Regions from separate parts of the Mus musculus genome. Here all the other regions are linked to region 1. Evidence: chromatin loops called from intact Hi-C (ENCODE). Cell type or tissue: gastrocnemius. All regions are shown on one strand. Each heading gives the region's core, and the rest is flanking DNA. Links, peaks and the distances in the headings are about the cores only. Region 1 overlaps Tbc1d1 (TBC1 domain family, member 1). Region 2 has its middle 7.3 kb from the start of Gm22559. Region 3 overlaps Tbc1d1 (TBC1 domain family, member 1).

What was found. Hi-C counts contacts between places; a loop is a spot of excess contacts. Peaks named below come from ENCODE experiments on the same cell type or tissue, not always from the same donor. Only the 100,000 strongest peaks of a DNase experiment are listed, where the experiment ranks them.
Region 2: a loop joins it to region 1, with 6 times the contacts of the local background. A loop is called at or near these places in 15 of 42 quality-filtered maps.
Region 3: a loop joins it to region 1, with 4 times the contacts of the local background. A loop is called at or near these places in 26 of 42 quality-filtered maps.

What each region holds. Positions count from the first base shown.
Region 1 is chr5:64,269,312-64,279,701 of GRCm38, reverse strand. Tbc1d1 (TBC1 domain family, member 1) reads right to left here. Exons shown (of 22, transcript NM_001310611.1): 7 at 8,521-8,612; 8 at 4,197-4,307; 9 at 1,658-1,786; 10 at 285-371. Among named protein-coding and RNA genes, the nearest start is that of Gm38634, 17 kb to the right of the region's middle. In gastrocnemius, for the core only: a CTCF peak has its summit at 4,431 (motif pointing right); a DNase peak (open chromatin) is centred at 4,434; H3K27ac peaks cover 349 bases.
Region 2 is chr5:64,131,730-64,142,119 of GRCm38, reverse strand. No RefSeq gene overlaps it. Among named protein-coding and RNA genes, the nearest start is that of Gm22559, 7.3 kb to the left of the region's middle. In gastrocnemius, for the core only: a CTCF peak has its summit at 5,597 (motif pointing left); no DNase peak of the experiment used is centred there.
Region 3 is chr5:64,197,035-64,207,424 of GRCm38, reverse strand. All of the region lies in intron 2 of Tbc1d1 (TBC1 domain family, member 1), which reads right to left. Among named protein-coding and RNA genes, the nearest start is that of Tbc1d1, 42 kb to the right of the region's middle. In gastrocnemius, for the core only: no CTCF peak of the experiment used is centred there; a DNase peak (open chromatin) is centred at 4,909; H3K4me3 peaks cover 924 bases; H3K27ac peaks cover 5,595 bases.

The DNA of each region.
Region 1 (10,390 bases), core at 680-8,679:
ATTATTACAAACTCTACTTTGGATAAGAAGCCCATGGTTGTTACAGATCAGGTCTCATCTGTCTAAAAATATGATCTTGATTCTCTGTTTATAGCAATAGTTATTGGCCTTTTTATTTAAAACTTTTCACACAGCTTGCCCTCTACTTGTAGAGAAGTCTGGAAGCACTAAGTGTTTTATGACTAGAGGGGCATGGGCTTTTTTGTCCTGATAGCTGTGTAGAGTCAAGATGGGCAGGCCTGTTGGCTGCATCTTCAGGGGACCACTGAAAGAAACATGCTTACTTTGCTGGTGTTACTTAGAGTACTAGAAGTGGAGCTGTCCAGATCCACACTGGCGGAATGGTCCTGCAGGCCTCTGGCTTTATTACCCTACGAAGAGAAAAGGCAGTTGAGCCACAGCCCCAAAGTCATCAGCATCTGGAAGCAGCCTGGCCTTGTTAAATAAGCCCGGAAAATAAACTCACTGACAAGCACAGCTCAGCACAACCCTGCACTAACCATCACATTTCTGTCATCATTTTAAGAATCATACCAACCTAGATGATCCACAGAGCCCCATGGATCAGTCATTTGCTGGGGACAACAGACAGCAAGGTGGCCTAATACATCTATCATGATCCCCAAAGCACACTCAATAGCTCCTTCCTGAGTCATGGGCGATCATAACTGGCCACCTGGATGTCACTCAATCAACCTGCATCCCTCTGGGAACTCTCAAAGGCAAGCCCTTTCAGTCTTGGTTTATAATTGGATTGCTTTGAATTATCTCAAAGGATTTAGAAAAAAATCTCAGCAATAGCATTTCATGAAGTCATCTTTAACTGACTAAAGTTTATGTTTCAGAGGGAACATGCTCTAACATCTGGAAGAGCTATGACAAAATAGGGTAAGCTCCAGAGATGTGATTCCTTAACATAAAATCAAGTTTTGATTTGTTAGAAGCAACATAAGGCTGTTCACACTCATAGGGTAGGAGGAAGCTTTCCTAAGGAACTCCAGGTGACACTCAGGGTACTTGGATCTTCTTAGAGAGCCCTACATTGGCACATTTTTTGGTCTTGAAAGCAAGTGTCTAATAAACATCTTACCATCTGTAAGTCATGTGGCCTCTGTGACAAGTATTCAATTTTGTACAAACGTAGCCTTAGATAACAGGTAACTGAATGAATGACACTGTGTAAATTAATTAATTTACGAAAACAAAGAGGTTCATAGGATTTGGCCCATGGGTCAAATATTTCATGAATCTGCTTCCAGGGAGTTCCAAATACCCAACGAAAGGAGCTGACAGGATAGTTTTTCAAGTTGTCCTTAGGGACACCAGGGAAATAGGACCTACATCTGGCATGCATAATCCATGTCCTTTATAGGAACTGTATAAATAATAACACTCTTGGGAGCAGGAAATCCCATGGGATAGACCAAAAAGAGGAGTGTAAGTTCCCAGCACTTGGGAGCCCTAGGCACTCAGATTGGGAGTGTGAAGTCAGGGTATGCTAAATAGCGTGACACTACTTCAATAAATAAATCCATCTAGATAATAAAAATAAATAACATCTAGATAATAATTGCTTTAAGTCTGATGAAACATAAAATATAGTTGACTCTGCTTTAGAAATGATTCAACCTCAGTGAGAAGAAAGGGTGCCACTTACCCGGGACAGAATGCTCTCTAGGGACTCTGTTAAGGACCTCTTTGCTCTGTTCTTCAGCGAATCTAACCTGAACCGGCTAGCACTGGGTGGCAGGTCACTCCCAATATTCTCTGCTGCCACCTGTAGTGTCTAGAAAAGAAAAACAAGGAAAAGTTAAGTCCATTAAAATTTCTACCCTTTGGTGCACAGGAGGGAATGGCCTGTGGGGCCCCATCCTCTTGAAAGCCTTGGGCCCCATGTGCTCCTTAGCAACACGCCTGCAAGTTTCGTGCACATTCTACTCCCCCAGATAAAATGAGAAAATGTGCTCAGACCTAATCAGCCAGCTCGCTCAGGCTACTGAATCAGAAACCTGCGATGTCCTAACTGTGGCCTTGTTTTCTAACTGAGCCTAGATTTCTTCCCTAGTAAACTGGGAGTACCATAGTCCAATCAGATCACTGTGCTACGAGACTACAACAGGTGGGGATATGGCAAGCACCGAACATAGGATCTGGGACAAAACCTACTTTGACAACCTTTTAAAATAAAGCAGTATCTTACCTAGGGGGGCATTTGAGAGACTAAGTTAAAAATTAAATTTATCAACTGAATCCATCCTTCCCATATCTTTTTATAATTCCTCTCCTTTATCCTCTCCCCCTTCCGGTCTTTCTCCTATGAAAGCAGTCTGCTTTTTCTCAGCTATGCTAACACTGAGCCAGAGCACAGTGGAACCCCACAGGCACTGAATACGTGATGCTCCTGTTAGCAAGGAAGTATGTTTCCAAGAAGTTACGCCCCAATCTGAGCACACCTGCTCACACGGACCTTCACTGACGGCTCTGTCTGCTAGAAAGGAAAGACAAGCAGATTCTCCATTGCTCTAAACACCAGCACACTCTCTGCAGTAGGCAAGCACACAGAACGTATAGAGACTAACACAAATACCTCTGCCATACTTAAGTCTGGCCAAGTTAGCACCCCCAGACACTGAGGGGTGAGAGGAGCAGGGTGCTCTGGAACTGTCAGGTCCTCAGCTGTGTGGCACAGCCAGTGCACTCCCTGATGCCCCTCGGTCCCCCACCTGTAGACGGAACTGTCTTCCCAGATATGCCATGACCTTTAAATGAATGAATAGTCATTCCAACACAGAACAGAGTGTCTACTCACGTCTGTCACTTATCATGGCTGCTACCTACGTTCTGGCTTCTGCCCCTAGGGGAAACTGTTACTCTTTACTGGAATCTCCCGACCACCAGTACCACCCACCATGGCAAGCACTCTCTTGAATTTGGTGCTTATATTAATTCATATTTTGTATTTTAATTTACATCTATTCATAAAACATATGCTGCCTCACATGTACATAACCACCTAAGGAATAGATGCCACTATTAGTGTGGCCACTATCAAAGTCAGCATGAAGATTCGTCAAAACTCTAGAAAGAGAACTACCACGTGACCCAGGCAGGCCACTCTTGGCTGTGTACTCACAGGATTCTAAGCCAGCATACACAGAGCCACCTTCACATCCATGTTTACTGCAGTGCTAGTCAAATTAGCAAGGAACAGAATCAGCTTAGATGCCCATCAATAAATGAATGAATAAAGCAAATGTGGTGCAGGCATACAACAGAGTTTCATTCGGCCACATAAACGAACAAAATTATGCCATCTGAAGGAAATGGATGGAACTAGAGATAAACATGGTAACTGAAATAAGCCAGACTTAGAAGAACAAATGTCACTTTTTCTCTCATATGTGAAATCTCGATTTAAATAACACACACACACACACACACACACACACTGTCATACCACACCACACAAGTCTTTCTGCAATTATCTTTCTTCTCCCAATATTGTTTTAAATATTTATTCATGCTCAAAAATGCTTCTGGCTGACTCCCTTCAGCCAGAGTACAGTCTAAGTGCATTGTATAACAAACCTATTCCTGGCCCTGCTACTAAGTATTATTTACTCCATTTTCCGACTTTTAGGATGGAGGCTGCAGTGAACTCTCTTGTACATAGCTCCTGAAGCACTCACATAAAAGGTTTTGCAAGGGAAATAATGGGGACAACACTGCTGGGTCACAGGGTCTAAGCACCACAGCGACAGCAGGCATCCTCAAGTTTCTCTCCTGAGATGCTTCCAGGTCATAGCCATGGCACTGGGGCACAAGAGAATGCCTTTTCAGGACACCTGCAGCGTTCTTACACTTCTGCCAAATGATGGATACAGACCGCTCTCTGACTGTGGCCTAATTCCTACTGCTAGGACACATTTAAAACATGTCTTAACTACTCCAAGACTCTATGTCTTCTGTGAGATAATGTAATCTCAATTCAAAGGGCAAAAGCAACAAAGACCAGCTTCTCCCACGTGCTGTGGCTCCGAAATGTCTCTCGCCATCTTTAAACACAACCAACCGTCCCTCATTTTCTCCAGCTGTGCAACAATGAAAAGGAAGCCTATGGGGAGGAGGAGGCTCTCTAGCTTCTGTGTCTAAGTAAGCAGCCCCATAAGGGGCCCCCCGGGTCAGAGGGCGCTCACCTGCTTTGGCTCCCCAGTGTGGCTGTGCTCTTTTTGCTTCTCTTCATATAAGCACCTCAGAAAAGAAATAATTAATTCATTCTCTCGCTGCTCGTTTCTTGGTCTCAATTTCTTTTGGGGGGAAAAAGATCAGAAACATAAACATTACATTTCTTTTCTTATTGTCGACAAAACTGCAGTGTGCTAACAACCTCCACCCAGGAACGAGTGCTTTTCTTCCATGACCTCACTAGGGGGCACCAGTCACCCTAAGAGTGCAGGCAACTGTTTAACCGAACGGAGGGCAGAGCTAACTGGGCCGTATTTAGGAGTCATCTTCGATGTCCTTTTACCCAAGATAAAAATTTTAACGTCAAATAGTGGGGGTCAAAATAGTTAATAAATAAACAGCTTTTAAAAAGAGATAAAACAAAATCTATGTAAACACCCAGAGTCAAGTCATAATGGTTACACATTTATAAGCTCTTAAGACTGGGGATCTAGAAAGGAACTCGTCAATTGGATCCAGGGTCAAGCTGTTACGGGGTGAGTGCTCCCGTCATGTGGCCCGTGTGTCCCTGTGAAGCAGACACTTTGATGAACACGTGTATGCCAAGTTCTCAGTCGTCCTCCCACGCCCTCCTCTCCCCTCCTCCTCTGTCTCTGTCCCTCCCTTTCTACCCTCTCTCTGGTCCTTTAGCTCTCCTTTTTTAAATTCACAAGGACGTTTAATTTGCCAGCAGTGGCAAGGCACACTGCTTAACAAATGAGAACATGCAGGTTTTAGTTACCACTCATCCCACCTAGCCATAGTGGTTCACAAAATACTGTGGGCTCTCCCCTCCACCTTCCAAATCTTTGCATTTGAATTATCAGCCACAGGGTATTTTCAGAAGTCATCTAATTCAACACATTCCTTTCTGTGAATGAAAATAAAACCAATTGCCCAAATCACCCCAGAGAGACACAGAGTTCCTGGCCATCCGCCTTGTTCTTCTCTAACTCCAGACTGTGGCCTGCCCTTGAACAGGTCAGGAATGACGAGCGGACGGATCAGCTACACACGCAGCAGAGTCTGTGTCAGTGCCACCACTGGCTAATTTCTTCCCAGCTAACGAAGGGACATTGGCGTTATCCTTAGAGTCACAAGCATTAACGATAAGGAAAGCTTAATCCAGAATTCTGATAATCCAGCCTTCCGGAAAAGGTCATTTGGAATTGCAAGTTTTAAAGGTTGATAAGATGCCTCAGCGGATAAAGGCACTCACTGCCAACCATCTGACCTCAGTCTGATCACGGGAACTATGCAGTGCAACTCTGAGTGCTCGTGCACACACATACCAACAACAGAGATCCAGAGAGAGGGGGTCAAAACTTCAAACTGACAGAAAAATGAAGTAACAAGCAGGCATGGGGAAGTACTGCAGGAGCCAGGAGACCCCCAACGAACTCATTAACCACCCCAGGCAATGGCTGCAGCGCAGCAGAAATGCATTATCTGTGGTGTCACAGAGTCAAGAAATAAATACTTCCTCAGAATCTTTTTGAAGTATGGCGACGCTACCCTCCCACTGCATTCAAGAAGATCAGGGATGTGTCGCCACCCTAAAATCTCTCCTGTGGTTCACCATTCTCTACAGTGGCTAAACCACTACTTCTTTCAGTTTTTATTCACATCCATTAATCAGAGTGACAATCACAAAAATGATTATGAATCAAGTTGAGTAGCATCACTTTGTGGTCAATAATTTGTTCACAGTCAGAGGTGCCAGAAGCTGGTATGGCAGTTACCAGGGGCAGTGATATCTAGGACAGTGACAGGTGCATTCAGCAGCAGAGAAAAGGCTCCATGCTCACCCTCAGTGCTGACCGAAATGGTGCATACAGCATCCACTTGTGTGCTTTTCTATAAATGTGTTATATGTCCATTTAAACAATCAAAACAGCCAAGCTGCTTGGGAAAAGTACTGAAAGTTAGTTTCTCAACCTTGTTTCCCCAAGGGTCCTCTAGAGTACCATAAAAGCAACAGAGAAACCTCTGACACTGATAGTGAGGATGCAAACACTGAGAAAGCTTAAGAAGGGATAAGACGCTGCAAGGACACCAGGTAGGCCTTGCTTTGCTGTGAGAATGCCAGGTAAGCTGCGCTTTGCTTGAATACCACGCTAAGGATTTAACTAAAGACTTGGAGCCATTGTTTTTACTATCACTGTTGCAATGTCAGCTTGAAGGCAGATATTTCTGCTGAAGATGGCTAGTACAATCTGGGGCACTTAAAAAGATTAGGACAAGCCGGGCGTTGGTGGCGCACGCCTTTAAACCCAGCACTCAGGAGGCAGAGGCAGGCGGATTTCTGAGTTTGAGGCCAGCCTGATCTACAGAGTGAGTTCCAGGACAGCCAGGGCTACACAGAGAAACCCTGCCTCAAAAAAAAAAAAACAAAACAAAACAAAAAAACAAACAAACAAACAAAACAAAGACGATTAGGACAGCAGGAGAAGAGAGCAGGACCCTGGATGTCCCTGCCACAGGTGACCCCTGCTCATGTTTGAAATATTCTGTCAAGCACCTTGTAAATAAAATGGTAGTTGTGTGGTGTCCTGAGGTCTTTCAGGTGAGGACAGGCTAACACCCCAGAGCCCGTCCGCTATTGAGTACTCTGAGGGTTCAAGGTCAGCCACCATCATCTCCAGCACATTTGCCTAGTTATTAAAGCTTTCTCCTAAAAAAACACTTAGTATGATACGCATCATTACTAACGACACAGTATGCATCATTGTTAATGGTAATTACATTGGCTTTATAATAATTGACCTTTGGGAGAGCTTTTCAGAAATAAATTGCCCTCCAGGAAAGATTACATCACATTTTTATATGACCTTTTTGACCTATGTGAATTTTCAAATACGTTAGTAGGGACAGTCACTGATAAGTGACCAAGACTAGAAAAACCATGAAAGCCATTCAGGAAGACCATCAACATGCCATCATGGAAGATCAAATATGTATCTCTCAAAAAAGCCTACGTCTGCATCGGTGGAAGGTAAAGGATGAGCTGGGTTTTCTCAGCCAGTGAACAACATGACTGCTTCTGCTCTTCAGAGCCATCAGAATCTAGAGCTGCGGAGAGCACTAACTTGCACTCTGCAATAGCATCACAATAGCTCTGCTTTTCAAGTACACTTTTATTATGTGCTGTTTTCCCATGTCTCTGCTCACAGACGAGAGGGGTCATGTCCATTAGACTCCTTGCTACTGCAGGAGGACATCAAACAGCCTGTTTGCAGTGCAGGAGGGTTTTGGGAACTGCCTTCCTAAGGCACCGCCCCTCTGCTCAGGGAAAGCTACGTGGTGCTGTCTACATCAAAGTGAAAACCATTAGGGAAGGGAGGTGCATCTTCCCTGCCTGCCTGCCTGCCTGCCAGGAAGATGCTCTCGAGTGACCTGGTAGCACCGTGGCCTAAGTGGGTTCACACTGATGGCCTTGGCTGCAGTTGCAATGCATTAAGAATAAGAAGCAAAGCACAGGCAAATAAAACAACCCTCAAGGCCATCTGCTAAATGAAAACAACCACCACAAAATCTTCCTATTCTTTCTACAAATGTATGCCAAGCCTACAGAACAAGGGAACTGAAGAACTTTAGTGAGAACAGAAAGAAAGCTGAGCCTTTTCATCCCCTCCCTCACAGGGATGAGAACAAAGGCATGGCTACCTGCTTGTCTGGTTTAGTTGGCCCCTAACTGTGGAACTTGACAAGGCACTAGTGGGCACACACAACACACACACATGCACACACGCAAAGACGTATTAATTCTTTGTCTTACTGCACTTGCCAAAACCCCACAAAAATGGCTCCAGGTTCTGGCAGACATGAAATCCGTGTTGAGCTCCCTCCTGACAAGCAGGCCTTAGGCAGGCCTGACACTGTGGCCTGGTTTCCCCAGATGCAGCAGCTTCAAGCATGGTAAAAGCAGACTTCCAGGTCTAACGCATGCAGCTCATGTGTGTGCTTCTGTGTTTGCTGGTTTCAGTCTGTTTTGATTTTTGCGTTTCAGTTTAAGGCTCTAACATATGACACATACATTTTCAAAACAGACAACAAAAAATACAGAAGGGCCAGTTGTGCTCAAACCCATGTACAAATGCCTTGTGACTTCATGGGAAGAGACTGACGGAGGCTCCCAGGAGCAAAGGAGAGCATGTGGCCTCCTGCCTCCTGGTCTACCCAGGTTTTAACAGGACACTGGCTCATGCCCCTGGGAAGTGGTGGCACCGCTGACTCCTCACCACCCACAGGACACTCCACAAGCACGCTCCCTGCTGTGCTTCCCGGCTACTGTACCTGAACCTCCTCGAATATGGTGGCCTGCTCCTGATTGGTCAGTGTGGTCAAGTGCTTCTGGAGTTCTAATTTGGTTTTAGATGAATTCATTCCTGTCGAGAAGAGAGAAAAAGACAAGGGGTCTGTGGGGGGAGTCCTGAGTTGGATTTACCACCTCCCAAACTCATTTCCTTCACCTTCTCACCACCCACTTCAGGACACTAGATTTGACAATAGCATCACTGTGAACTCACTGAATGCTGCTGTGTGAGGAGCTGCACTCCGAGACCCAACTTGAATTTCACTGAATTCTCAAGACAACTCCACGAGTGTGATATTATCCAAATCTCATACGCAGGAAGACCAAGGACACAGAGTTTTATAAAGCCACTTCAAATGCGGCCCTTGTATACTCTGCCCGAGGTGCACACAGCTCCAAATTACTGTTTGGTGTTAAAATGCTGAAGGCAACCCAAACATTTCCTTCAACAATGACAAACTCTTCTAACTACAAGAGAACGTGAATCCACTCTTAATAACAAGCAGCTGGTGCTGATTTGAAACTGAATCCTACCTCTCCCTTGACTTCCACTTACATCCCAACAGACACACGCCCTTGTGTGGCTGACACTCATCGCGTGTTTAATTGTCTTAAGACCAGACCATTGCCATTACCGAGGATTCTGAGGAAACGCTATAAAAATGACCACATAAAAGCCCAGCACCGATTACAATCTCAAGACATTCCATCCCTGCATGAATACAGTACAGGGCTTAGTTTGTGGTTTTTTGATGTCAGGTATAGAGTCAGAGAACATGTGAAGTCTGAGAACTGGTTAGTCTGACCTCCACGGAATAAAGACCTATTGCTAGCTTCTGCTAGCCCAAGTCTCCCCATGCTGAGGAAGGAGCCCTGCTCAGGGGCTGGACAAAGCTTATAGTGAAATAATTTATGGCCACCAGAAATATAAGGCCAAACAAGAGTCCTTTATTCAAGATGGTGACAAAGAGCAAACTCCTGCCACCAAAAAAACCTCTTGGCCCTGAATTGAGTGAGGCAGGGTAGGTTTTATAAATAAAACCGACAATTACATCATACCAAAACCAGGTATGTAGAGCTGGAGTGGGGAGCAGGGAGACTCAAAGAATGGAATTCAATTGATTTAAACGGTTTGTTTCACTCTGTCAAACAATGAACCTCCTGAGCGGCAGCTAAGGCTGCATGGGAACTTCTGCACAGCAGGATGTGCTTACAGGGCCCTGGGGGGCAGCTAAGTAAAGACTGTGACTACTTAGTTAAGTAGCAGGGGCAGTGGTCAAAGCATCTCCACGGAGGAGGGCTGGAGAGAAAGGAGGCTGCCAGAGCACGGAGCCGGGTGACTCAGGAAACATACTTCCACTGCACAGCTGAGTGTGCGTGTCCACAGCTCATGACTTGGGAACTCACGAGAGGCCAGAAGTCTGTCAGTAGCTACTCTGTCCCAAAGCCAGTGTCCCTCTCTCTTCTTTCAGTTGGAGGTCAGCCCAGCCCTCCTTACTGGCTACACAGGCACAAGGTACTGACCCTATGCAAAGTCCAGCAGGCACTTCCGCTTCCAGAATGTTTTTTCCTTATTTTGTCTTAAACCAAGATGAACTCTACAAGGCCACCATAAAACTAATGCCATTTCATTCAGTACTTCCTATGTTGAGATCTCAAAGTAATCACAGATTATTTTTTTAGTAATCTTTTTTTTAATGTTTACATGATGGTTTATTTATTTTTATTTTTTAAAGATTTATTTATTATTATACATAAGTACACTGTAGCTGACTTCAGATGAACCAGAAGAGGGAGTCAGATCTCATTATGGGTGGTTGTGAGCCACCATGTGGTTGCTGGGATTTGAAC
Region 2 (10,390 bases), core at 1,751-9,750, 140 kb after region 1:
GCTCTTTCCTCCCCTAAGTTACATTGGGCAGAGTGTTAATCCCAGCAACAGAGATGAAACTGCATTGAAATTAATCGAAAATAAGAAAAATATCAGAGAGAGAGAGAGAGAGAGAGAGAGAGAGAGAGAGATTAGAAAAATAGAAGACAGTGCTGAGGAAATCTGAGAAAATAGCCTGAGATGAAGAAATGCAGACCATCATTTAACATGGGCACAATGAAACTGCAAAATACTAATAGTAGAGCAGGCCAGAAACAGTCCCACATGAGTACATGCCTGCAGGGCTGCGACCTGCCTTGCTGCTGGGGTGCCTGAAGTGCAGCCAGCAAGCCGCTCAGGGGAGACAGAATGAGGTCCATCATGGGGGCCCTCAGTTTGTGTTTTCTGGGAGTGGGAAACCGTGGAATCCGGGACGATTGCTGTGGTTCCCAGTCTCCTGTGTACCGAAGTGCTGCTGGGAGTATCTGCGAGTCCCAAATGGGGGTCTCTGGTCCACACTTCCCTTCAGGGCATGCGTGCACCAGGCAGGAAGGGGAAAGTCAAGTCTGAGACAGGGCAGAACCCGGTTCGATTCCAAGTGAGTGACAAGAGTATGGAGGGGCTAGAAGACTTCTTCAGGAGCCCCTCGTCTCCCCACCCCCACCCCCACCTCCCACCTCCTTGGGTGATTCAGTCCTTGCTTCTTCAAATGGTTTTATTTGATGGCGGGTGTGAATGCATACACTGTACGCAGGATGAACCAAGGGATTAAATATCTTTTGCAGGAAGGAATGCCCAGGAAGAGACGCTCATAGACTGAATACACAGGACCTACCTAGATATCTCATTAGTATAGAGAACTCAACTCTGAGATTTACAGGGTCTGAGCTCACTTAACCTTACCAGTTTTTCTGTCGGGTAGCACGGTCCACTGCCCCACATGTGACCCAGCCTCACTTGTATGAGTTCAGAAATAGGTAAAACTGCTTTTCCAAAACAGTCGTTGCTTCTGGCAAATAAGGGAGGGTTCTGACTGGGTGGAAGAACGCGGCACGCCAGGAATGTTCCCCCATCTTCACGGATGTATCAGAAGGCTGTGAGCCTGTGCTCCTTAGCACATACATATCTCAAGGTGCATGTGTGCATACACGCACATACACACACAGACACAAACTCGAAAACAGCACTCAAAAGGAAGAATCTATAAAGGGGTTAGCATCTTAGTTTTGGTCAGATACAAATAGTTCTGAACACAATTAAATAGCAATGCCACAGTACCAGGGGAAATCAACATCCACGCAACGCTCCTTCCTAACGAAGTAGGATTAATGAATGCAGGCGACTACAGACATTTTCAGAGCAAGATGAAAACAGCCTCTAAACTACATGCTTCAGCAAGTGTGCAATGGAGAACCCGTGACAGGGACTAGACACATTCACTTCCAAAAATCAAGACATTGTGGCACTTTAAAAATGAAGTAGATTATCGTGCAGGGACGCACAGAGACATGCAAAGATCCAGGGCAAGGTTACTGTCTGCACTGCTGCCATTTGACAGAGCACAAATGAGAAGTAACCTCGGCCTCAGTAAGGGAATTGATTTGAGCTATGATGCAAAGAAAACTTTTTTTGGTTGGAGGCAGATTTCTCACCATTAACAACTGCAGAATGTTAGTGTGTTTGTAACAGTGAACAGGGATTGCTCAATGACTTCTTCTCAGGGAATAAGTCGGGACATGAAACATGATTTCACAATTGCATAGTAAAACAGCACAGTGGAGAACAATGGGTAAAGACTTCTACCATTTGTACAAAACAAATCAAGACAAAGGAATTCATCCAATGATTGCTGTGTGCCCTTGAAGCTGATGAACATAGCTCTATTAATGCATGGACTATGTACAAGGATAAAGCTATTTCGCTGTATGCCTTCTGTATCCTTTGAGCTGTGAGTCTTTTGAATATATTGCATAAGATAAACATTAAAACAATACAAGCCTTGTTTAGGTGGAGGATAGAGATAATAACTTTGCATTGATTATGCAAGAATAGATACTAAGATTTAAAGAGAGCTGGGGGTGATAACCCAATTGGTAGAGTATCTGCCTTGCAAACATAAAGACCTGAAAAGAATTCTACAAAACCGACATAAAAAAATGTCCCATGCTTGTAACCTCAGCAGAAGTTGTGTAGGGAGAAACAGGCAGATCCCGAGGCCACCTGACAAGCTCCAGACCAATAAGAAACTCTTGTTGTGATGGTTTGTATATGCTTGGCCCAAAGAGTGGCACTAGGAGGATGTGTGGCCTTGTTGGAAAAAAGTGTGTCACCAAGGGGGTAGGCTTTGAGAGACCTTTCTAGTGGCCTTCAGATGAAGATGTAGAACTCTCAGCTCCTCCTGCACCATGCCTGCCTGGACACTGCCATGCTCCTACCTTGATAAGGGACTGACACTCTGAACCTGTAAGCCAGCCCCAATTAAATGTTGTCCTTATAAGAGTTACCTTGGTCATGGTGTCTATTCATAGCAGTAAAACCCAAACTAAAACACTTGTCGAAAACTAAGGTAGATGAAAAAGAGAAAAAGAAAGAGACAAAACAAAAAACCAAGATGGGCAGTGGTGGTGGCACACACCTTTTATCTGGGTGCTCAAAAGGTGGAGGCAGGAGGGTTTCTGTGAGTTCGAGGCCAGTTTGGTGGTCTATAGAGCTATATACAGGACAGCCAGAGTTACAGAAAAAATGTTGCCAAAAAAAAAAAAGACAAAAACAAGATGGATGGTGGATGATACTTGAAGATCAACAGTTATGATTGTCCGCTGGCTTCTACATGCTCACACACACATGCATATACACAATCTTGCACAAACACACAGAGACAAAAGACCTAACAACAACAACTACTAAAATAGTTGAACTTTAGTGTGCAATTAAAATAGTGCAGGAAACTAAGATGGGTAAAAGAAGTTCTCTTGAGCATCTATCTATAAGTGATCTATATATTGGATATGGCATGTTCCTGCAGGTTCACGAGTTTGAATACCCATTTCTGAGGTGATAGCATTGTTTAGGGACATATGGTCTGAGGGGGCACTGCTAGAAACAGGCCTGAAAGGTGATTGCTCAGGGCCCGATTCTGGCCCAGCTTTCTTTGCTGATCTGCCAGCATGTGAACAAGCCACAGTCACAAGTTGCTGTCACCAAGCTTGTGTCACCCCAGGTGCCAAGTCCTCCACATCATGGTGGACCATGCCCTCTGTGAGGCAGAATAAATCCCTCCTCCCTTAAGTGGCCTAATTAATATATAGACATATTAAAAGCATTTTTATTTTCTCTTCTGTGAACTATAATTCCTTCTCTTTCTATTGCATTATCAATTTAATTTTTGTGTTTATTTACTTTATATATATGGTTATGTTTCCTGCATGTATGTCCGTGTACCATGTCCATGCCTGGTGTAGTGTGCATAGAGGTCAGAAGGGCAGTCAGTACTCTTAACCACTGAGACATCTCTCCATCCCCATATTGATTTTTAAAAATCATTTTTACACACGCACACACACACACACACACACATATATGTGTGTGTGTGTGTGTATATATATATATATATATATGTATATATATATATATATATACATATATATATGGTATTATTTTACATTAGGATGAGAAGCCTTTGCCTGTGATAAGGTTACAAATATTTTTCTCTAGTTTGCTGCAGAAGACTTTGAAAATTTTTCAACAATTTTTGTTGCGATGTGAGACCGTTCCCACTACAAGGCTACACTGGAATTACTACTTCCTTTCTTCTATTGCTCCTGGAGGTCCTGGAAGAACATAAATATCTCAGGAAAACTTCTATATGTTCAAGAATAGTAATAATGGGCATATCCATATGCTATCCAGAAAGCTTAATGTGAGGTCTATGAGAGGTAATGTATTTCCACAGACAAATCAAATTTCTCCTTAAGTACTGACTAGTATCCTTTATGGGCAAAGCAATTGAAAAATATCCTTAGGGATGATTTTCAAAAGCAAATTTTATCCCATTTCTATTACAGAGCAAGTCACTGACATTTTGAGATGTCTAGAACTGTGTCGCACATCACACATTAGTAGTGGAATTGCAAGTGAAATCCAGACGCTCTGGGTGTAGCACCCCAGTTGTGAGCTGCCATGAGGGTACTAGGAACCAAACCTGGGTCCTCTGAAAGACCAGCCAGTGCTCCTAATCTCTGAGTCAATGTTCCAGCCTTTCTAGATGATTGTAGAGTCTTGCAAATTTGTCCTAATACTTTGTCTTATTTTGGATTGAGGGTCCCTGCCCCTAGCCGACTTTGATTGATAATAAAGAATTGCAGTACAGCCAATGGCTGGACAGGGAGACGGGGCGGGGGACCAAGGGAGAGTGGGAGAGATAGAGAATGGCCAGGACTCAGAGGGAGAGGGATCAGATTTAAAAGCTGCAGGAGAGAACCATCTAGCAATGTAGGTAAAAAGGGTATGTGGCCCTATGGGGGTGGAGCTGCACAAGGTAACAGGGCATCAAAGATAAAATGTAGATTTAGAAGGTGTTAAGCCAATAATACCAGTGGGAAATGTGTGCTAGCTGTGGGGAGGTTTAGAAGTGCCCAACCATTGAGCTAGTCAAGGCATATCAAAATTAACTGGTGGCATATCAAAAGTAACTGGTGTGTGTGTGTGTGTGTGTGTGTGTGTGTGTGTGTGTGTATGTGTCTTTCATTTTTGACTGTGAGAGCTCTTGGGCAGATGCACGTGTGTGGCCAGCCTGGAGCCCAAGTGGTTTAACTAATTCACCGTTACACTAGAGCTCATCAAGTGGACAACTGAGATTACTTATCATATTACCATTTTAGTTCGTCTCCAGTGAAAATGGAAAGGGAAAGCTGACTTTCACACATCATTCACTGATTTATATTGGTAAAGATTGGAAACAATTGGAATAGATCTCTTAGCAATGAGATGTGAAAGCTGCTTCAGGCTGAATTGTATAGTGTGCTCCCGTTTGCGAGCAAGTGCATGATATTTCAATAGTGTCATATTCAATAGTTTTCATCACGGGGACAACCAAGGTTGTCCCCAAATAAAATGTAAACGTTGTCCATGAGTTTAGCAAGTCAGCTTCATCTACAAGGTCAGGACACTCAATATATGTGTGCCCATACATGCATCTATCACACACACACACACACACACACACACACACACACACGTACAAAAGTGAACAAACCTATCTTTACTTAAACCTCTTGGTGCCTTACCAACAAAAACTGTGGTTACAATCCTGTGTTACACTTCAGAGAACAAACCCTCCCAAGGAAGGACTCACCTTTCTGTGACGTCACCACTCAAGCCAAGCCTTCACCAAAGCTTTCTGTTGGGCTCTTCCACCTCGTTCACACTTTTCCTCTGCTGATCATCACAAGGAAAACATCCAGGTTTGTCCTAGAATTCCTATGTAATCAAGCTAAAAGGAAATCACTAAACATGCAGGAGGCCGTGGAGGCCAGAGAGATGCCTTAGGCACTTGGGGTTGATCTCCAGCTGACATCCCTCTGTATCTCCAGTTCCAGGAAGAGCCCAGTGCCCTCTTCTGGCCTCCACAGGCAATGCACTGGTGTGGTGCATGGATATACAAGCAGGCAAAACACCCATGGACATAAGTTAAAAGTGGGCAAATCTTAAAAATACAAAACAAAGCAAAACACCATAGGACTGTGACAAATCACCGTCTTTGAAGAACTGAAACCCAACGGAGGTCACTCAATGCACGGAGCCCTCCATCAGGGTGATGTGAATTACTAAGGCTGTATGAGACAGTCCATTGGCTATCTCTACCCCTCTACAGGAAGCTTCCTTTGCTCAACTTACCTGCAGTGTAAGTCTGTCTATTGTATCCATTGTGTGGCACGTGGCATTGGACATGTTGACTCATTCCCCTCTCTGTCTCTTTCTGTGTGTGTTTGTGTGATTTGCATGCATGTATGTGTATGTGTATGTGTATGTGTAAGTACATGTGTGTCCATAGAAACCAGATGTTGCTCTCTTAGTTAGGGTTTCCATTGCTGTGAAAAGACATCATGACAAAGGCAACTCTTAATAAAGGCAAACATTTAATTGGGGGTGGCTTATACTTTCAGAGATTTAGTCCATTATCACCATGGTGGGAATCATGGCAGCCTGCAGGCAGACATGGTGCTGGGGTAGCAGAGAGCTCTACATCTTGATTCAAAGGTAAGCAGGAGGAGGCTCTGATTCTATACTGGGTGGAGCTTAGGCATAGGAGACCTCAAAGCCCATTCCTACATCGATACACTTCCTCCAACAAGGCCACACCTACTCAAACAGGGCACACCTCCTAATAGTTCTATTCCCTGTGGGCCAAGCATTCAAACACATGAGTCTATGGGGGCCAACCACCCACCATTCAAACTACCATAGTTGATATCAGCTGTCTTCCTCAATCACTCTCTACCTTACTTGTCTAGACTGGCTGACCATTGAGAGCTCCCTGATCCCTCTGTTTCTGCCCAGCGACACTGGGATTGCAGACACACAGGGTCTGTATGTGAGTGCCAAGGATCTGAACTTAGGTCCTCATGTTTGGACCCTCATGTTTGGATCCACTGAGCTATCTGCCGTGCCCCTCATCTTTTCTTTTTAACTGAATTCTGTTGCCATCTACCTAGCCATCTTTTTAAACTTTTTTTTATTTATTATTAATGTGTTTGCATGAGTTACATGGGTACACAAGCTGTGGCACTTATGCAGAGGTCAGAGGACAACATAGTAGAGTCAGGTCTCTCCTTCTACCTTTACAGACTGAGCCATCTCATCGGCCCAAGCATTGTAAGTATAAACCTCTCTTAGCCTCTGCCCCCTCACCCCATTGATACCAGAAAGTCAAATCTGGGTCAGCATGCTTCTTAAAGGATAGTACTGGCTACCAGGAAAGACACAGCCCAGAAGAACAAGCAAAACACACCAAAAGCAAGCAAGCAAGCAAACAATGGAATCCAAACAGTGGGTAGCACTATGATCAAACCTGGTAGTCCGAGACAACAAATAACAAGGAAAAAAAATTCTAAAAAGGATAAATAATTTCTATATTGGCTGATTAATCAAGTGCGATGAGTGGTCAGGGCCTGAAACCTGATCCAGTAACGCATAAATGAGACAAATAAGACAAACTGGAAAGTCTTATGCTGACTGGGTCATTTTGTTGATATCAAAAGTATCAGCGTTTTTAGGTGTGACTCTGTGTGTGTGTGTGTGTGTGTGTGTGTATGTATGTGTATACAAGTCCTTGTCTCTTAAGTATTTAGAAGTCCAATGACAGGACTGGGATTTGCTTCAGAAATCTTGTATGGTAAAATGAGGTCACAAGACTGTCCAGGAACTGAGGTATCACTATTACCAAGGGTGGGTGCTAAGTAAGTATGTGAAGTGTGATGGGAAGAAAAGACAGGTAGAACCAAGACACTCAAAGCATTGACAGTTCTCGTCAGGGGTGTAGGCACAGAATAAGAGGGAAGGGGAAGAGAAGCGGGGAAACAGTCATGGAGGAAACAATTGTGGCCAGGATACACTTGCTTCCATTAAGGACATCTAGTGGGAAAGTCCAAGTAAGAATGTACTGATGCCAATATCAGGACTTGGAAGGGAATTTAGTACCCTAGAACATGGATAGCCAGGAGCATCCAGAGACTTGCTGAGAACAGAGAGCAGTGAAGGGTCTGAAAGGGAAATATCGGAAGCCATTGGAACCTTAAGTCACAGGCCAACCTCAGCTTGTGGCCACATTTGACCTGCTGTAACATTAAACCTGGGAACCCATATCGGAAACGGCTCTATACTTCAATCATGCCATCTAAGGATTTTTGTTCTTCATTGTTTTGTTTTTCCCCAGTGAGGGTAGACAGAGTACGGCACAGTGCATTAAAGAATAATTGGGCTTGTTCATCTCTGTTACTTTCAAGCCTAACTTCCCTTTGGAAATTGCACAATGCTATGTTGAAATGGTTTCAACAGCCAGTAAGACCTACAGCTGGCTCCAGGGCTGGGTTCCCAACTCCATCCTGCAGCAGGATTTGGCCAGATGCTAAAGTGGCTTCACCTGAGAGGTCACCTACAGTGTGCTCCTCAAATTTCATCAAGGAACCAGCAAAGGAGCAGGCGGGAGCCTTTCACATTCTCTGCTCCTATTCTCCATGCTCTTGACCATGGCGTTGGAGTTTCTCATGCCAACTGGTTTGTTCATTTGTTTTTGTTTTTTAATCTACTGACTGATATAGGCACCCATCATGCATGCATTGCTTCTGTGGAGAAATCTGTAGATATGATGCTATTTCGAACTTTGGTTCTCACATGCAGTGACTGGTATTTTTGGCTGTCAACTTGAGTACATCTGGGAATCAACTAAAAACCCAAGCAGTTGGGGACACTCTTGAGGGAGTTTTAATTAACTGGATCATTTACAGTGGGAAGATCCACCTTCAATACAGATTATGTGAAGTAGGAAGACTCATTCTAAATCTTGTGGCAGCCTATATAAAGGACGAGGAAGAAGGATGCTCTTGCTCTCTGCCTGCTTGCTCTCATTCTCATTGGCAAGTTCATACATGGATGTATCACTGGAACTAGAGCCGTCTGTTAGTTCTGTTCCTTTAGAGAACACTGACTAATTTATCTGCCATGGAGTGTTTGGGAATTGAAACTAGGGCCTTGTGCATGCTAGCTAAGCACTTTACCCACAGAACTACATCCCTAGGCCTAATGTCTTTCCGTTAACGGTTGAACTACTGCCTATTCTGGTACTAAGACTGGAACACAGAGGCGCAGAGATGCCTCACCAGTTATGAACACTTGCTGATTTTGCAGAGGATCCAGGCTTGGTCCCCAGCACCTACATCAAGGCTCATAACCACCTGGAACTCCATTTTCAGGGAACATGATACCCTTTTCTGGTTTCTACAGGCACTGTGCACACATGATGCACATACATACATACAGGCAAGCATTCACATATATAAAATAAGACTGTGTAAAACATTTTTAAAGAAAGAATAGAACAAAGAAAGGACAGAGGAAAAAAATACACAGAAATAGTTTCCCAGAGTCATTTTGTTTTAGGTATGCTACATATTTGAGCATGACAGTTCTGATAGAGCCATGTTCAAAATGGGGTCTCACAAAATTGCATGCACAGTTCAGATGCCTCTCTACTGCACCACACAGCCCAGTGTGGACATCACCTGTGTGTCTGTGAATTTCTCTTGCTAGACTACATGGGAGATCAAAGCTGATTGTATTTATTGGTATCCTGAAAACTGCCCAGACCCTGCAGGATTCAAACACGGCTCAAGTGACAAAGCAGGGACAAACAGGAGCCGCTGAGGACACTGTCTTTTAGGGTGTGGACATGGTAATTTATATGCTATCTATTCAAAAGCTCTTCAGAGTGGGTTGCATGTATTAGTCCTGTCCCTTAACACATCTTTTAAAATGACCTCAATTTCTACCCTCAACGAAATAGCAATTCTTTGCCTTAATAGCGTCACGATTGGGAGACATCAATGAGATAAATAAGTGAGAGGCACTTGAATGGCTCTTTCTTGCTGATTTGTTTTTCAAATGGAAGCTGCAGGACAATTATCAGAATTTAAGAGAAACCTCCCCAAAGCAGGCAAGCTGTAACGCAGAAGCTGCTCAGGAGAAGAGAATGGAATGCAGAAAGGGGAAAGCCATGGTTGTCTGAGTTACCAGCTTCGAGGTCCCAGGTGACCTCTAGGTAGTTTGCAGCTATGCAGTAGGGAGGGGGGGCCTTTAGAGAAAGAGTAAGGAAGCCCAGAGTATCAGACAAAGCATGCTCAGGGTCTGGTTGGCGTTCAAATGAACGGGACAGGGAACAGGAAAGGGAGAGCTGTACTTTTCTGAGTCCAAAAGGCAGAGGGGTCCATCTCATAAAGGAAACAGATGATCGGCACAGCTGGATCTCACAAAGGAGATCTCTATTATTTTAGAGACCATAAAAACGTAAATTAATGGGCCCATGCTCAGGCTCCGTAGGGTGTGAGCACAAGGCTGCCATTTGGGGTGTGATATACTTGTCTCCTATCTCAGACCATTAAATAGAATAAGTGAAATAAAAGGAGGAGGACCCCACTGCTCCTAGAGCATGAAGACTTATTGCAGATATAAGGAGAAAGCAGAGGGAAGCGTCCAGGCTGAACATGGCCTGCAGACGCAAGTGGACCATGAGAGGAGAGAGGGGGAGGGAGTGCAAGAGAGATGGCCCAGGTAGCCGAAAAGGCTGAGTTCTATAGTGATAAGCCTGGGGGTGAGAAGCAGACGCCCAGCCCCTGAGAGGGAGGGGTTTAAGGTAGGA
Region 3 (10,390 bases), core at 1,262-9,261, 73 kb after region 1:
AACAAACAAACAAACAAACAAAAAAAACAATGCCTCATATTAAAATGTAGCAGCACCAAAGGAAACTCATTAATGCACAATCACTCCCAACTTAAAAACCCCATCCTGCTCTTTTCTAAGATATTCCTACCTGGCTCTCACCATTCATTATCACCGAGTTTCCGTACTTCATTGGGACATTCCAGAATCGAGCCTTCAGACCAACAGATATTCAGGTTTTCAGAAAAAGGCATCAAATTACTATGACTGAATAGAAAACCTGTCCCCAGTCAGAGCGGGAACAGGAAGAGGCTGTAGACAAGTGGACAAGTGTCACCTGCAGCTGTCAACACACCCTGCACATCCATTAGCGAGCTGTCAATCAGTGGGTGGTGATGAGCACACAGTGTTCAGTGAGCTGCTCTAATTACCGCTGCAAATAACCATCCCGGAATCTGTGCAATGAAAAGGGCTACCTAGGAGAACTGGAAACCAGGACTCAGAGGTTCTCACTCGAAAGTCCAGGACTTTGCAGAAGGCTAGAGGTCCCCTTGACTCAACAGGACTTTAAGTCACTGTCTTAGTTTCCCTGACCGGGTGCGGGGGTGAAATACCTTGTTTAAAAACAACATTCCCAAAAGGTGTATTTCAGCTCACAGTCCCAGGTTCTAGTCTACCATCTCTGGGAAGCCACAGCAGGAAGAGCTGGGAGCTCCATCAGTCACACTGTATCCTCTGGAACAGATAGCATAGAGCAAAGAATGCTCCGAAGCCAGGGCTCCGCTGGCTCCTCCCCTTTCTCTGCTGACTCCTCCTCTTTCTCTCTGGTCCAGGGCCAAGCCTCTGGAACTTTGCTAGCCACATTCAGTGTAGGTCTTTCCACCTCAATTAATAGATGGAAGAACATCCCTCATGGGCTGGCACAGGGGCTAACGTAATCCATACCTTGTGGATCTCTTCCCTGGTGATTCTGGAGTGTGTCAAGTTGACAATTAAAACTAACAACCCCCAGTTACATAGTGAGATTTTTGTTTTGTTTTTTTTTTTTAAACTCAACCAGATGAGAATCATGATGGGATTTGAAGGAATGGCTTGAGGAAAGATAAAGAGCCTCGGGGCCATGGGTCTGAACCTCGAAGTCCCGCAGGCTTTGTGAGAATCGTGACCTAGCTGAGGAGGTGTCTCCACTTTCTCCAAAGATCCTCTGTATCTATGTGAGCAAATTATAATCTAGGAAGTGCTTATTTATTGCTGGGGACTCTCAGGGATTCACATACAGATTTGTGTCCTCAGAGAGCTGGGCTTGGTGAAGCCCTTGTGCATTACCAAACGACCTGCAGGTCAGTATTACAAAAGTTTAACGTCCTAGTGATTTATTCCTCTGAGCAAGTCTCTCCATAGATGCCGGTGTTCTACTGCCCTAGACAAACGCTACAACCAGTCTACAGATCCCAAAAGCTTTACCCTGGCCTCTCTTAAAAACCTCGTTTTGAAAAAAATCTTCCTTTCCAGTATCGTCTCTGAGATTTGCTGATGCAGCCTACTTCCCCATCTTTGCTGAGGTCACAGTGTCTTCCCTTTTCAAGCCCAGTGCCACAAGGTTCATGCCCCTTCCTCTGATCACATGACCTTGCATGACCTTCCTCTGATCACATGACCTTGCATGACCTTCCTCTGATCACATGACCTTGCATGCCCTTCCTCTGATCACATGACCTCGGTCTTGCAGGAAGTCTAGAGTATACTTAGGAATGAAAGAGCCTGCACTCCCAATATGTTAAAGAATTGGGACCTACTGGTTCCCAGCTCCTAAGTAAGGATAGTTCCCTTCTTGCCACCTACCATGGAGTTCTTATCCCAGTAAAGTTTTGTTTATAAATTCTGAAGTTGGGGGGGGGGGAGTCTTAAACAAAACACTTTAGGACATTTTCAAAGAAATGGGGAAGTAGTATAGCGCACCTCTAGGTCCCAATGCTAAACTTAAACAAATGTTATCTCAGGACCAATCTTGTTTCCACCATATCCACACACAGTCTCGCCAGAGATTATTTGAAAGGTTCTCCTTGGAACCCTATTTCATCTATGAATAATTCAGTACATAATTCCTAAAGATAAGGCTTGTTTGTGTTGCTTTAAAAAGATAACAGATGTTCAAATAAAGACACTAAGCAGGGAGAGCGTACACAGTATTGGCTAGCCATTTATCTTTTACACAATAAATCGTAAACAATAATGGATTCATGTCAGTCTACAGATGCCCAGACTCACAGAATACGCACAGAGTAAACCCTAAGAGTTAAAGCACACTCTTAGCTGATCTTGATATGTTAATGTCGACCTTCTCATTGTAGCTCCTGGCAGGCCACAGGAGGCTTTGCCACTGTGAATGAAGAACCCTGGCAATCTCCCGACCCTCCCATCCTTCCAGTTTGTCTAGGAAGCTAAAACCACACCATTAAAAATCAGGGCCTGGCGCTGGGGAGAGAGAGGCACATTGGGTAAAGCGACTGTTGCGCACACATGAAGATCTGAGTTAGAGACCCAGAAACTCCATGCTAAGAAGCACTAGGAGGTGAAGGAAGATGTACTCCTGGGGTTCACTGGCCAGTTAGCCTACTCAAATCAGTGAGCTCAAGACCAGGAAGAGACTGTCAAAAAATCAAGGTAGACGACTCCTGAGGAATGGCACCACGGCTATCCTCTACATACATATGCACATACCCACAAACCAAAAAGGAAAAAAAAAAAGATAAGCACACAAAGACATACGCCCACCGCAATAAGATGAAGTCTTAAATTAAAAAATCATTGATCTTAATCATTGATCTTAAGTTTTCCCACAAAAGAACCTCAAGGCATTTTTCCATAGCTATCGGAAAAGCATGATAAACCCATCCTAATTTTGACAATAGCTCAGCATTAGGCACCGGGCACGTTTATTCGGATGAACTTGAACAATCCTCCTGAAGGGAGAACTGTAGCAGGTTCTACGATAAACCCTGGCCAGGGTCGTTCAGGATCAGAACAGCAGTTCTGTGTCCCCTCTTTGTCCCTGTGAAGCCCTGCTCTGGGTGGCACTGTCCTGGGTCTGCGGTTCAGTGCCCTATCAACAGCACCAAGGAAAGGAACTGGAGTTTGTCTTCTTGTGGCGTCAGGAGGCCTGAGTCAGGGTTTGTGAACAGCGGCTCGGGGAAGCAAGACTAAGATGTGGTGAACCAGCTACTTCTGGGAGTGACTGGGTTCTTCCCGAGAAACTGTGGAAAACGGGAGGTTAGCAAGCAGCAGCCAGCTGGTCACATGCGTCCATTACACTCTTTTATAAATAAAGTTTTATTGGAATACAGCCAGTCCCAGACTTTGCATACAGTGTGTGGCTGTTCTCACGGTGACATAACAGAGTTGAGCAGCTGGGATGGTGACTGGGAAGGTTGGGAGGTTGAAAGCTCTCAGGCCCCCAAGAGCAAGGGTTTGCCAACCTCAGACATAAACCTTAGAAGGGAAGAGAGGGAAAGCTGGATATTTATTCCCAACATTTGGGAAGCATCTGGAGATGTTAAATTCCTGGTGCTACTGAGGTATCCAGCAGGCAGGGGCTCCCAGAAAGCCCGGGCTGAGCAGAGAACACTGTGGAGATAAAAGACTGCTCCTGTACCTAGCCTACTCCCCACCCCACCCCACACCCCCAAAAAAACCAACAACAGCTGTCAGGTAGTCTTGGCTACAATGCCTGAGGGCCTTAGAAGCCTCAGAAGCCTCGTCTATAACAAAGATAATAACACCTCGTACAGACACTAGGGTAGGAATTATACCAGAAAATACACACCGGCTTTATAGCAAGTGCCTCACACAGGAGAACAAATATTATCTACTATTTTGCTAACAGTCTTCCTAAACACTAGTAATTAGGAAACACTATCATGGAGACCTATGGTCTCCATCTGAATACTTTATACAAGGGAAAAAATATATTGCCAAAGTCCTCACTCATTTTCTTAATTACAAAGTAAATAGCCTTCTGCTTGCACGCATTTGTGCCTGCAATGTGGACCCTCTCACAAATGGCCATCACTTTTTTAAGTAAAACTGATTGAGAGCTGAATCTGGTGGCACAGGGCCTTGAATCGCAGCACTTGCATTTGGAAAAGTGGGGACGGTAAAGTGGGGCTATAGCTGGTAGAAGGCGTACCTCACACATGTAAGGCCCTGGGTTCCAAACCTGCACTGACATCCCCACACAAAGCAAAATTAAAAAGCTGAGAATAGCAGTGTTATTCATAACAGTGGGAAAACAGAAACTTCTTCAGGGACAGTTAACTGATAATCAGATCAATCAATCAAATTCCACGTTAACACAACGTCATCATTCAGTGCCAAAAACTAACAGGTTAGCATTGCATGCCTTACATGGACAATCTTGAAAACGTCCTGAGAAACAAAACAAAACACAACACAACAAAACAAAAACCGCTAGGCACAGAGGCCATGTGGAGAGGATTCCCTTTATATGAAGTGTCCAGAAGAGGCAAGCATATACGGACCGCAAAGTGAGTGCCTGACTAGGGTAAAGGAAGGGAGGGAACTTCAGGGTGACAGGGTTTCATTAAGGGAAGCTAAAATGTTACGAAAATACATTGTCAAAAGTTGCACAGCCCTGGGAATGTATAATAACCAAAAGTTACTGGGTGTACTCTTAGCTGAGTGAGTTTTGTTGCCTGGGAATTAACAACTGAATAAGGAAAATCAAATTCTTTTTCTTTGCTTTTTGAGACAGAGGTTCACTGTCTAGCTTTGGCTATCCTGGAATTTGTTCTGTAGACCAGGCTGACCTCCAAGTCACAAGTGCTGAGATTAAAGGCATGAACCACCACCATCAAAAGCCCAATTCACATGTTTAACAGTTCTCATGAAGGGTCACAAAATTCTTGGGTGCTACCACTGCCCCCTAGAGGTTGTTCTGAAACACTGCACTGTTAGGTCTCTTGGCTGGTTTAGGTGGCTAGTCAGATATGCTCTACCTAGAGCCAACAACATGTTAACCACACCTCTGGGCTGCTGTGTAGTACTAGGGATGTTATTTAACCTCTCTGAGCTTCAGTTTCCTCGTCTGTAACAGAGATAGTAACAAGCAGCGTCTAGTTATTAATGCGTATGACCTGGCATTTATTGAACACGTAACAAGTCTTATTCTTTTTTGTAACTTTCGACATTTTTACAATAAGCTCACCTATGTCCTGTGTAAAGCTTCCCATGTTTCGATATATGAACGTACCTGTGACACCAATACATTTCCATTACACCTCAAATTGTAATCCTCCCCTCTCTCTAGGCAACCACTGCGCTGTTCTTGCCACTGATGGGACGTGGCATTTTCTAGAGCTTTATATCTTTATATCTTTATATGGAATTATGTACTGTATACTTCTTTTGGGAAGGTCTACACTGCCACACTCAGCAGAATGATCCTGGGATCACCCCCAAACCAGACAGACAGACAGACACACACACACACAAATATATAAACACACAAACACTACACATACGGACACAAACACACTACATACACATTCACACTCTAACTACATACATCCACATGCACATAAACACTATACACACAGCTATACAAACATACATGTACACACACAGACACACACACACACAAACACTAAACACACACAGGTAAAAACACAAACACTACATACATAGACACAAACACACACAAATATATAAACACACAAACATTATACATACAGACACACTGTACACAAACACTATATACACAGATATAAACACACACAAAAGTATAATGATTTTATTTGTCACAGAGCATTCTCTTCACCATTCATGAGCGTCCGGGTTGTCTTCAGGTTCTAAGTGACTTTCCAGTTCCTGTAAGACCTTGTGTGAACACAGACTTTCATTTCTTCTGCGTTCATAGCAAAGAGCCAAGACTTACGGCTTTCTGGGAATTTTGCAAAGCCCAGCGAAGGGCATGGCTTCTGTCCACCGGTAGAGAGAACTGGTGTCAGCACTGACTGGACTCCATGCCCACCTTACCGCTCCCCCAGACACCACTGTCACCCTATCTGCTTGACCTCAGCACCTACATTCAACTTCCTCTTCCTGCAACAGACACCTCTAATTCTTTTCCTTTGACTCCTACTGACCTTTCCATACCCTGGCCATGGTCTTAGCCTCTCTCTGAGACAGGATAAAATCAGTCATTTCCTGTGTAGACAAATTAAAGACATTGTTTCAATAGTCACATGATACAAGCTTCCGAGCCTTTCTTCCCTCCTATGACTGTTTGGATAACCATCAAGATACAGAGGTAAGAAAAACAATGTAACTGCGATTAAAACACCAGAGGTGATTGCTTCCATTGATGTCTACTTTGATACTGAAACTAGTATACTCTTTAAAATGGCCAGAGTACAAGCAAAATATTGACTCTCATCTCAGTTATACATGCTATAAGACAATAGTTTTGTGTATTATCAACACTCAAACATCTGTGTGTTCAAATGAATCACAGCTAACTTTTATTTTGAATGTGACTCCAAACTAAAATTTTTCTCAATTCATCTATTTTAAAATTACTAACCCAGAGTAGGGCCTGGTGGTATAAGCCAACTATCCCAGAGACTGGAGCAGCAAATCCCAGACTGAGCAAGGAAGTGAAAACCCATCTCAAAATAAAAGCAAAGAAATAGATGAGAGTGTAATTCAATGGTAGATGGTTTGCCTAGTATGTGCAAGGTCCTAGGTTCAAGCCTCAAAACAGCAAAAACAAGCTCTATAAAGAGATAAAAAAAATCTAGCCATTATCTGTTCATTAGATTATATAAAAAAGATTTAATATGATTCAGGTGTGGTGAAAGAAAGAAAGAAAGAAAGAAAGAAAGAAAGAAAGAAAGAAAGAAAGAGAGAGAGAACGAGAGAACGAGAGAAAGAAAGAAAGAAAGAAAGAAAGAAAGAAAGAAAGAAAGAAAGAAAGAAAGAAAGAAAGAAAGAAAGAAAGAAAGAATATCTCTCACAGCTGGGCAGTGGTGGCACACACCATTAACTCCAGCACAGGCAGAGGAAGGCCAATCTCTGAGTTCAAGACTAGCCTAGTCTACAGAGCTAGTTCCAGAACATCCAGGGATACACAAAGAAATCCTGTCTCAAGAAAACAGAACAAAACAAAACAAAATGTCTGTTATTTCAGAAGTATATAAAATGGAAGTGCTGCCCTTTTAGATATGCATAGAACATTGATTTTAGCCATAACAGCTTCCTACAGGACTCCTATATGTCCTACATAAACACACAGCACATAAGGCTTGGTTTAATGTAGAAATTCTGTGGAGGGGTTATTTAGTAGAACAAAGCATATGGGACCATTAAAAAACTCATGTATAGCATCTTCTACAGGCAGAAACCCAAGTGAAGATTCACAGTGCCAAGGAGGTTACAGAGGTGTCCTCAAGTTCTTGGGAGGTCACTGTGGGTACTGACAGATCTGAGGTCCTACTTTTGGAACTATCTCAGTTACTGAGTCAGGTTCAGCCACCTGATAACCACAAGTGCAATGACCTAATCTCATTTAAGTCCATCATTCATTTATTGCTGAGCACAGCCTCCAGGGCACCAGAGTCAGCCACCCACCAACACAACAAAGAAAATGAGCAGGTGGCCACCGGGAACTAACTTTTCAGGCAGTCAGGTGATGGCAGGTTAGGTCTAGAAGTTTACTTAAGCAGAAACTACCCAGAAAAAAAAATACATTTGGATAATTTCCTAGCAGAACTCTTCACATAGTTTATTCTGTGAAGGATTTCTGTGTAGGATGCTGTTCTCTTGGGTCACTAACATCTGACAAAGATAAAGCACAGTGGATACTTCCCTTCTATCAGAACCTATCTTGGCTTCCCCATAAATTGATAGACAGGGTCCCACCTTGATCAGTCTCAGACAGGTAATACCCAGGGCTTCTTAATATCACACACACGAAGCACCAGCATTGAGAGCCAGTGTGCTCCCTGCTTGTGGGACATCTGTGATTCCCTCTGAGTTACCAATCATCCCCACAACGGCACCTGGGCAAGCCTTGAGACTCTAACCAGCCATTTTATTCCCAAGTAAAAACACCAGAGCGCTCGCTTCATATACAAAGGGCAAGCATACCGTAACTGCTACGTCTAGCCCTGTATGACTCAAGAGATAATTCTTATCCAAGAAGCATCTAATAGACATGTGGATGAACTGTTACCAACGTATCATAATGGTTCTTTTTAGAATGGAATAGGACTAGGAATTGTGGACTCAACATTTCCTAATTTTTATGCCCGTCTGAGTTGATGGAAATCTTTATTCTAAGCAGTCCCCATAGTTCAAGTTTGTGAGGTCATTCAGTCTTAAATGGCTGTTCTAAAACAGGTGGAGGCCTGCCCGGTCCATTGATAAGTGCGAGGACTCACTTTCAGCAGCTCTCTAGCCACAGATGGATGCCTGAACTCATCTCACCCATCAGATATTCCTGTCTGAGGCTGCTACTCTCCCAGGGTAATGTCAAGTCACAGGGTTAATGAGAGCTGAAACACAAGAAGGGCCATGGAGCTGTAGCTAATGCCCAGCAGCTGCAGTGCCAGGGCAGCGGTGTCTGATAGCAAAGCCAGGGTGGTGCCCTTGCCAGGGTATCCCTGTGATGTAACCACGTCTGTGGTTTCTCCTGCCTGATGCCGACCCTTCATGGCTTGGTCAGACCGGCTTTGCACACGTCATGGTGACTCTGTGAAAAACCCTAGGATTCTTCTAAATGATTCTCTTTTCTACCTTTGTTGGTTAGTGTTGGTTTTTGGAGCTAAAGAATTTTTACATACAATTTGTTCATTCATTCATTCATTCATTCACTCATACAAGGAAGTTATGTGTTAACTGTTATGTGTTAAGGACAGTTCTAAGTGTGTGGGTCATTCAGGGAGCAAGATGGAAATCCCTCTCTTGAAGATTACAGTCTACTGAAGCCTATGATTTTCCTTGCAAATTTATGCAAGAGAGGCTTTCTGGGAAAGTGGCATGCAAGCTTAGAAATGGCAAGTTAAGTTAAAGGTAGCCAAACAGGGAGGGTACTGAGCGGTCTAGGTCACAGGAACAAAGGGAATCTGGGATGCTCTAGAACTAAGAGAGGCCATGGAATGTTATAGACTAGAGAAAGAGGATGACGTGGGCCTAGGATAAGGGGATATGAGATGTAAGCAACTGGGAGAGGTAGGGCAACTGGCAAAATGAGACTCAGAAGGCCGAGAAAATCTTACTAAGTCTCCATGGCTTGTTCTCTGAAGGGCAGAGCTATGCTAGACCATAAGTGGAGAGGGCAGCAGAAGGGCACATCACCAGATCTGCGGCAATGATGGTCATGCCTGGAGCTGGCTGCCTTAGACCTGGGGAAGACAAGGGTGGAAATGTGGAGACTGTTAAGGAACTTGCCCAAAAAGTCTAGATAAGAAATACAGTGTTGGGAGCTGGAGAGAGGGATCCGGGGGTTAAGAGCATTGACTGCTCTTCCAGGAGACCAGGGTTCAATTTCTAGCACCCATGTGGCAGTTTACAACTGTCTGTAACTCTAGTTCCAGGGGACCTAACACCTCCACATAGACATATGTGCAGATAAAACACTAATGTTCAAAAAATAAAAAATTAAACTAAATTAAAAAAAAAAAGAAATACAGTGTGGGGTTAGAGTGAAGTAAGGGAACTTTCCCAGTCTTTTCTTCTGCACTATAGCAGAGGTCACAACAGAACATAAGAGAGAGGCAGCTTGGGGCCTCAGAACAAAGACTCTTGGCTATCGTCAACTCAGAGCACACAGGCCCCGGAGCAGCAACTAGAGGATCCTTGTGCTAACCACTGAGCTTCGGGGTTCATTTATTTCTGCGGCACAGTTGAGTCTATATGAGGATGAGAGGGAGAAATGTCCATGTGACAGGACCCTGGGGAAGTAGCACAGGTGACCCCCTCTTACCCTGAACTCCTCCCCACAGAAACTGCAAGTTACCCTGGGTCAGACTGCCCTCTGCTCGCCAGGTTCTGTCCTACAGAAAGGAAACCCGTCTTCTGCGCCCTCGTCTCCCTTTTCTTGATACAGACTTCCTGACCAGTTAGCAAGCAAAGAAAACATTCCTCTTCCCCCGTCCCTCTCTGCCCCGCCCTGCTGTGGCCTTTGGCTTTCTCTCTCTCTCTCTCTCTCTCTCTCTCTAGTTTCCACTCTGGTTCTTGGACACAGCTCTGGCTAGCCTTGTTCTCAGTCCTGACCTATCCCTGTGACAGGCAGCCTGGACTAGCCTCTGAACATCCTACACTAGTGTCGTCCAAACCCATCCTGACTCATCCTGTATGTCTGACCTTGCTCCTGGACAGACAGCTGCCTAGC